Regions from separate parts of the Mus musculus genome. Here region 1 is linked to region 2. Evidence: chromatin loops called from intact Hi-C (ENCODE). Cell type or tissue: left cerebral cortex. All regions are shown on one strand. Links, peaks and the distances in the headings refer to the core of each region. The heading gives the core; the rest is flanking DNA. Region 1 overlaps Adamts16 (a disintegrin-like and metallopeptidase (reprolysin type) with thrombospondin type 1 motif, 16). Region 2 holds the start of Ice1 (interactor of little elongation complex ELL subunit 1).

Region 1 (4,401 bases), core at 106-4,105, 160 kb after region 2:
GTCATTAACTCTTTTCCTGACATGTGTGCACCTCAGTTTTTCTCTGTGATGAGGATTTATCCCACAGGTGGCAGGTGCAGAGCACCACTCCTGGGTCCTCAGTAACTCCCACAGGTGTTCTTTATACAAAGACAGCTTCATCTGGGAAGCTATTCCAAAATAAGAGTTCTTCATTTTCTGCAGATAACTTAGATTCAATACCTGAAGATTAACATTCCTAAAACAATGGGCATTATCTGCACCCAACAATGCATTATCTGCATTTCACTTTGCATTATCTACACCTCACAGTACATTATCTGTTCCTCACCTAGTGTTATCTGTACCTCACTTTGCATTATCTGTAATTCACATTGTGTTATCTGCATCTCACATTGCATCATCTGCTTCTCACCTAGTGTTATTTGCACTTCACATTACATTATCTGCTCCTCACATTGCATTATCTGCTCCTCACATTGCATTATCTGCTCCTCACATTGCATTATCTGCACCTCACATTGTGTTATCTGCACCTCACATTGTATGTTAATCTGATAAAGTTTTGTTGCATCAAAGTGTATCAATATCCCAATGAGATTTCTAGTGTGTGAAGATATCAGTGAGCCCTAAATGTCTCAGAAACAAATTAAGTTGCAATGATGATCTAATTAGTTTCTCCCTATTTCATTCTCCAACATTCTAAAAATTCACCTTTTGATTGGAAATTAGTAAAATGAGTTTCTTATACTAAGACTCAGCTACACAAATGAGGAAAGAAACACACATTGTCATATGCACAGAGAGACATACATACAAATACACACATGAACAAGCATACAAATTAACATATACATATAATGTACACAAGGACACATGGTCACGTAAACACACACACCATACACAGACAGACACACATGCACAGATATATACAAGCAGATGCACACTTGCATGCACACACACAAGCACACACACAGGCAGACACATAGTGGGACACACAGTGGCACATGCACATATACACACCGGTGCACACACATAGAGAGACACACACAGACACAAACACACGTGCTTACATGCACACACACAGGTACACACACACAGGTACACACACACAGAGGCACACACATACATAAATTCATGTGCTTAAACACACACACACACACACACACACTCAGGTGCACACACACACACACACACACACACAAACATCAGCCCTACCATGTTGAGAATGGTGAGGACATAAGTCGTAATGTTTTCATGGCCATGGCTTTGCATCATCTTTCTGTCAACCACCACCAGTGTCTCCACATTTAACTCTTCATTTCTGTGGGATTTCAAGAGCGAGCGCTTGTGTCGGGAACTAGGCTTGTACTCATCAGGCAAGATGTAGAGGTCATCGTTGGGAGGCTGAGGCATGTCTATGGAGGAACATGTAGAGAGCAAGCTAATGCAAACACACAAAACCAGAGGCATAGCTGATTCTACAGAAGTGTCTGAGAAAGGAATGCTCATGTTGAGTAAGGTGATCCTGAATTTAATGACAGCTTGGGCTACATAAAGACAGCGAAGCATGGCAATAGGGTTCCCATGTTAGAAGAAGAGAGACCTGCCCAGCTTTTGGGATACAAGACATGTTTTAGTCACCTTCTCTATTTATATGATGCTCGTACAATCTGGATGTCTTGGAAACAGACCATTTCCAGAACTAACTTCGCATTCTTTTGTCCTGATTTAAAATGAGAAATGAACCCTAGCATCTAAAATGAGCATCCTAGGAGCAAGGGCATGGGGACTTGCAGAGCAGGACTCCTCCACACCTTGACAGAGTAGCAAACACCACAGGGCCAACAGCACAGCCATTGGCACCGGCTAACGTTTCTGTCATAGCTGATACTGGTGTCTGGATGGAGCTAGCTTTCCAGTACTCTTCCCAGTCAATCATACACCATTGGTGGCAGCTGCACTCAGTGGGTGCTACACATTCTAACACACTCCCCTGAATACTTAGCAGATCTAATTATAGAGCAATCTGTTCTCTGCCCTCGTGGAAAGTTAACACTCTATTGAAAACAATTAACTCTAGAAGGGTGGCTAGGAAAACACAGGATCGTTTCATGGGAAGGCATACTTCAATCGCCACCTGGTGACATGAAACTCCAACTGGACCAGCTGTGAACATACATCTCCCTACTTGATTGGTGCTCACAGCCAAAGCACTTTAATCTTTTGGTTTGTTGGTCAGTTGGAATTAAAAACTGAATCCAGAAGTGATCCAATATCCAAAACTATCTTAGTTTAGACGTGAAGCACAAGTAGAAATCCCATCTTATAGCCTTGTGACAAGTCAACCTGAAACCTACACACCTTGAGAACATTCTCGAGGATCACCCTTAGGATACATGAACAGGCACGTGGGCAATAATGAATCCCCTGTTCAGGTTCGGAATCTAACCCCAGGGTAGTTCATTATGGGTACACACAAGTATTCCACAACTCAAGATAGGATGACATAGGTAAAGGTTCCCATCTCAAGTGTTTATTACATCTGAGGAGAACATAACCTGTTACTCAAACCTAAGCAAGTCCTCACCAAGGCTGACTGAAGCTGTATTAAACATTGTAACTTGCAGATGCATGCACGCCCTTGCCCTTAGGAGCTGTCCTGGGTCACTCATTAGGCCTCTATATGAGCTACTGTATGAGATGCTGTGGGACCTGAGGCAGGGCAGTAAATGAAGACAACTGCTGGCTCTTATCTAGAAAGTGTTAGAAAGGAATTCAGATGCGAGTGGTGTGGTCTTAAACCCAAGTGGTGGGAAAATGTTGGCATAACAAAAGGAGGCTGCAACAATGAGCCTGGCAATTGTATCCCCAGGGCTGGCTACATGGGCAGGAATTCCTGGAAGCTGTATCACACTGGCCAGAGCTCTTAGAAGCTATTAGAGCAAAGAAGACATGTGCCTCAGGTCAGTGCTTTCCGAGTGCCCAGGAAACACCAGTCCAGCTAACCCCACATCAGTGCATGCCTATGGCTGAGATGAGATGATGACATTCCAAAATTCCCTTCATCGTAGCTCCAGTTTCAGCATCTGCTTTAACAAATTGTCTGCATCGGTCACTTGTTTCCGACAGATGCCTGAGGGAGTGCGGAGACCGCACCGAGAGTCTTTGCACACAGGTATTCTAACAGAGCCTTTGTAGGAGTGAGACCCACTTAGAAGAACAGGACCATACTGACAAAAGCAGGACCCATCCCACAAGAAGCCAAGCAAGCAAAGACACGTCCCATTGAGTTGGACTCAATCTGAGATCTCCAGTTCTGTCTGAACACAGCCCTTGTGTTTTGTTCCTGAAATAAGATGGGTTCAGACACTGCACAGGCTCTGATACCTCGGTGACACTCGCTTCTTCACTGAGTATCAGGGTGTTGACCCATTCCCTAAGATTCACCCAAATCCGCAGGGCACCTGCTAGGTTCTCCCTTCTGCTTCCATGGGGCAGATAAGACCACTATCAGAGGCAGAGAAGGCTGGGACTAGAGGCATAGAAGGCTGGGACTAGAGGCCTAGGCTTCCTTTTTGCTCTCTGAGAAGAGCTAATCAGATAGTACCTGGGCACTCGGGCAAATAGGGACTCCAGAGAACTGCAGTTTCCTAGATTGGGAGAGCTACATTATGTGCAAACAAGGACCCTTGCTTGTGAATCAGGACAAGACTCTCCAAAGCCTTGCTGACAAATTGCAGGTGAGTACTTTCATGCTCTTGCCTCTTTGATGCAGTGGTGTCAAGCTTCAGATATGCATTAAAAAGTTACCTCAGCAGGAAAAGTATGTGAGCTTTAATATGTCTAAACCTCAAGTATAGAGTTACTGGGGAACAGGGGGATGCCAGGGCTTGCTTTTTTTTTTTTTTAGATGTCTGGCAGGTTCTATACTTCTGAGGAGTGTGTCATTTAATCTGTGCAAGGACAAGCTTTTTAAAAACCCATCTGCCACATTCATCTACCACCCACAAAAGATATAAGACTACCACCAGAGTCACCTCCATAGCAGCATCAACAGAACGTCTCACCTCCTCAGAAGACATGCTTTCAATAAATTAAAATTGTCCCAGTATCCCATCTAATTATGCACGTCATTAAATACACAAAATCTCCCTTACATACATTTCTTGCGTCTTCCACAGAAATGCTGCTTTTGTGAGGGGCCAAGATGGAAGTTGTCATGGTGCAGGTGTGGTCTTGCCAGATCTCGCTTCCTGGTGATCATCAGGACTTCGTTTTCTCTAGGAGCCTGGCGCTCTGTAGATCTCTTGTACAGAACATGGGAGGGGGAGTCGCCCTGTGCAGATCTGTTCAGTTTGCTTGTTAGGTGTGGAGGCAGTGGCTTCAAGAAGTAATCAGTGTCTTTTGTTCTTATCATGC
Region 2 (4,361 bases), core at 1-4,000:
AACGGACTGGATGCAGGCTGTCAAAGAAGGAAGGCACCAGGATAGCCACCAGTTTCTGGCCTAAGCAACCTAAAGAAATCAATGGCACTGCTCACTCAACAGGACAGGGACTCCTGGTGAGCAGTGTGTGAATGCAGCTCTCCAGAGGGCTAAGAAGAATGGGTCACACAGCTGTCTGTTCAAATACCTGCAATGATTCACCACCACCTCATCCAGAGAAGCCCAAGCTCATACAACGGTGTGGGTGTATGAGAACCACACAACCAGGGCTCTTCTGGCTCTTCTGACCTCTGCAAATCCTAAATCTTCAGTCTGCTGTGGCCTCACCGGTCTTCTCAAGCACACCAGGAAAGCAACTACCCCAGGCCTTGAGGCATCCACTAGGATGTCGGGCTTCAAAGAAATCAACCGAACTCGCTCTCCTATAACCTTGTTCAAATACGATTTTTCCAAAGACCAGAAAATCTCAGCAGCCAAAAGCCTGGTCCTTACCCACTCTCCCCTCCTACTTTTGCCTGTTTGTTACCAATATGTTGCTTCTAATGTAACTTTCCTCTTCTCTTTGCGTACATTGTTATAAACTAGCAGGGGATCAAAAAATTTGAGTAAATAGGCTCAAAACACAAATATGGTCCATTAAAGAAGCGTTCCATTCAGAATCTTTTAAGGGAGGGGAGGGTTATAAGATGCCTACACGATGTGGCCTAGCTACAACATGGCTTGACTCTCCATCTTCTCTATGAGAGTGCCAAACCATTTCCTATTCTCCAAGCAACTAGAACATACGAATCGGCGCAGAGACATTGCACTTTACAATAAAAAGCAAACTTCCACAGATAGCTAGCTAGTCTGCATCCCTTATCTCGTCTCACCAACCCCGAGGCTGCCACAGGCTTTGCTCATCAAACATCAAGAAACCGTCCCACTTGTTAAAACCGATCTCCAGAGCTACTTTTCAACATTCACAACTCCCACTGCCTCAACACCACCTCACCAGAACCCCCTGACATCTTCCATTATTTCCTTCCCAACATCTAAAATCCTGTCGAGTCGTACTTGCGCACGTTCATCTTATCCGTGTCCAGGTGGTTTACCAGAATATGAACAGTGCTTAGAACACTGGGTAGAAAGGGGATGAACTGAACGGGAGCAAGGGCAAGTTCCGTTTTGCCACTGACAATAGGTGAATGGAACTCTAAGACAGAAAGCTGTGCGAGTCTCCAGCCCTGAGCACTGGGGACTATTTCTATTGCATCAGTAAAACCTAGAACCCATCTGCAGCGATCCATTGTTAAGAACAGGACATGACACTGTAACAAACTACCTAGACCCACGTATGTTTATTGGACAATTTTAATCAGACAACTAACATGCTACTTAACAAAAGCTAAGCTTGGCAGTATATTAATAGATACGTGTAAGCTAAAATGCAGTTCCGTTCCGGAATCTTGGAAGTCTAGCGACCTGGGCACGCAACATAAAACCCTTGCCTTCAAACAACAAATAATTAGGAGTGCGAGGAGGCCTTCATCACAGAGAGGAAGATTCCCTCCGCGCGTAGACAGCGTCACCCACCAACCAAACTGGGCCCTGCAAACCCTGAGTCGGGAAGACGAGGAGTCCTGAAGAGCACGCTCACTCTGTCCGCCGCCGGCATCGCAGCAGCTGAACCAATTCTGTCCGTGATTAAACAAAGCACCGGCACCCGCCCCCAAAACGGCGCAAAAGGGTCAGCCAGGGATCCTGCGTACCTGCTGCAGGGAGGCGCAGCCCTGACACCGCGCGAGGTCGGCTGGCCCGGGCGCCGCCGGGTGCGTCTCGCCGGGCATCATGGTGCTGCGGCCCGGCCTGCAGGGCGCGCGCTCAGGGGCCCGCTGCCTCGGCCCTGCTCCGCCGCCCCAGCCACCGCCAGCCTGGCCGCTTCCCGCCGGGCGCGGGCAGGTCCATGCGTGCGCCAAGGTCCCCGTGGAGCCGGCCTAGGGCTCAGACCAGCGAAGCAGCCCAGGGCACTTGAGAGCGGCGCAGCCCCGAGGGCCCAAAGCGACGACAGCACACGAGGTCCCCGCCCCACCCAGCCCCGCCCCCCGTCGGGGCTGCCCGCAGATCCGCCTGATCAAAAAGCCAGAACGAAGCGTGGTCGTACAAAAAGCAAAGCCTTAGGACACATCTTGGAAGAGATGAACAAGAGCCAGGGCCTGCCTTCACGAACTGTCTGTGCATCTGTCAGCTGCCTCATTACAGGCCCTGTGTAGACGCCTAAATCCCTTCAGCCTCCAAGGGGCGGGGGTTTTGCGATGTCATTGGCATGCCGACCACCGAAGGAGGACCCGAGCCTGGGTTTGGAAAGTGCGAACGCTTCTTGCAGAGCTACTGCACTATTCTCCCAGTAGACAGGCAGGGAGCGGAAGAAAAACTACAATTCCCGGAGTGCCTCGCAGCGGCAGGGTGAGCACCGCCTGGAGGCCAACCTCTAGGGCTCCATGCTCTGCTACTAACGTGTGGGGTGTGTCTGCACGCAGCCAACCAGACAAACCCCTTCGAGCCGGTTTCCCAGTCATCTTCACCCTTAGGCTGGAGAGGTGGAAAGAAGAAATCCTCATTCAGCTTTAAAAGCCACTTGAAATCAGGGCTTGAACTCTCGCTGACATCCTAGCATTGTATCCACTCTCCTCAGAAACTTTGTTGCCATCAGTATCTGTCTACTAGGAAGTTTCTGGCGGCTCCTCATCTTCTGGTTACAAAGTCCCAATCTCAACAACAGTGTTGCATTTATTAGTGAGGGTTCTCTAGAGTCACAGAACTTATGGGTAGACTCTATATAGTAAGGGAATTTATTGATGACTTATACTCTGTAGTCCAACTCGCCAACAATGGTCAGCAGCAGCTGTGAATGGAAGTCCAACGATCTAGCAGTTGCTCAGTTCCACAGGGCAAGCAGGCAAAGAAGAGAGAGCCTATCTTTCTTCATCTAATGTCCTTATGTAGGTCTCTAGCAGAAGATACGGCCCAAATTAAAGGTGTGTGTCACCATGCCTGGATCTGGGACTTGCTTTGTCCCAGATGACCTTGAACTCAGAGAGCTTCCAATCTTAATCTCTTGGGATTCATAGCCAGTATATGCCTCAAGATCTCCACGATAGGGGCTGGTCAGATGGCTCAGCGGGTAAGAGCACCTGACTGCTCTTCCGAAGGTCCAGAGTTCAAATCCCAGCAACCACATGGTGGCTCACAACCATCCGTAACAAGATCTGACTCCCTCTTCTGGTGTGTCTGAAGACAGCTACAGTGTACTTACATATAATAATAAATAAATCTTAAAAAAAAAATCTCCACGATAAGATCCAGGTCAGAAACTTGTATCTCCCAGCCACCAGATTAGGATCACAGGTGAGCCTTCCAATTCTGGATTGTAGTTCATTCCAGATATAGTCAAGTTGACAACCAGGAATAGCCACTATAATTTATTAAGAGGGCATCCAGACCCTGCACATCTGTCCTAAGCCTCGGGATGGAAAATGCAACTCAAAACCCTCACACCCTGTTCTGTCTTCAAGCTATCTTCTTTGACGTTGAAAGACCATATAGATACCCAGAAATAGCTGAATGCCTTGTCATTGCTATTTGCACCCAAGCAAGACAGGCCCATAACCTGACAGTCTGTGTAGAAGGTCCAGGTTTCCTCAGAGGCTGGCGAACAGAATGTGTAAGGTTACAAGAAGAACATGGGTTTTGGTTGGGTCAGAGTCAATCCCCAACTAACAAGCTAGGTCTGGCCACCCAACCTCAACAGGCCAATTAAAGGGCATACTTTATAGTTAAAAGCAGAAAAAGATATCTCCAAAGTGGTCACATTAGGAAGAAGAAAGATCCAGTAATTAAAAAAAAAAAGATTTCCCCAACCTCAGCCCTGATCCAAAGCCCATCTTCAGAATCCTGACCTGGGTTTAGGTTTAAGTAGAGAGCAGGAAGTATGCATGGGTAGTCACGGTAGCTGTGGTCCTTCCTATCATAAACCCACTATTGTGTCTGCTCTAGCTTCTGCTGAAAGGCTATCTGACAAGCTGCCAAAACGGTGAGAAAAATCTTTGTCTAGATACAGGCTTCCGTTCTGGTTGGCTTTTGGCTTCAGCCATTTCCTTCTTCCAACATGGGATTCCTGTGGATACAAGGATCAATGGTCTTACAGTGGGGTTGAGAGCCAGGACACTGGTTCCTCTCTAGAATGCTCTTGTGCTCTCTCTCTCTCTCTCTCTCTCTCTCTCTCTCTCTCTCTCTCTCTCTCTGTCTCTGTGTGTGAGTGTGTGTGTGTGTGTCTGTGTCTGTGTTTGTCTGTCTGTCGGTCTGTCTGTCTTTCTCTTTTC

The links. Hi-C counts contacts between places; a loop is a spot of excess contacts. Peaks named below come from ENCODE experiments on the same cell type or tissue, not always from the same donor. Only the 100,000 strongest peaks of a DNase experiment are listed, where the experiment ranks them.
Region 1: a loop joins it to region 2, with 8 times the contacts of the local background. A loop is called at or near these places in 1 of 42 quality-filtered maps.

What each region holds. Positions count from the first base shown.
Region 1 is chr13:70,796,641-70,801,041 of GRCm38, forward strand. Adamts16 (a disintegrin-like and metallopeptidase (reprolysin type) with thrombospondin type 1 motif, 16) reads right to left here. Exons shown (of 23, transcript NM_172053.3): 4 at 4,144-4,401; 5 at 1,198-1,397. Among named protein-coding and RNA genes, the nearest start is that of Gm36529, 42 kb to the right of the region's middle. In left cerebral cortex, for the core only: no CTCF peak of the experiment used is centred there; DNase peaks (open chromatin) are centred at 1,944 and 4,002; H3K27ac peaks cover 456 bases.
Region 2 is chr13:70,635,766-70,640,126 of GRCm38, forward strand. It overlaps Ice1 (interactor of little elongation complex ELL subunit 1), which reads right to left and starts at 1,869. Exons shown (of 19, transcript NM_144837.3): 1 at 1,752-1,869. The coding sequence starts at 1,832. In left cerebral cortex, for the core only: a CTCF peak has its summit at 2,455; DNase peaks (open chromatin) are centred at 1,823 and 2,356; H3K4me3 peaks cover 2,556 bases; H3K27ac peaks cover 1,398 bases.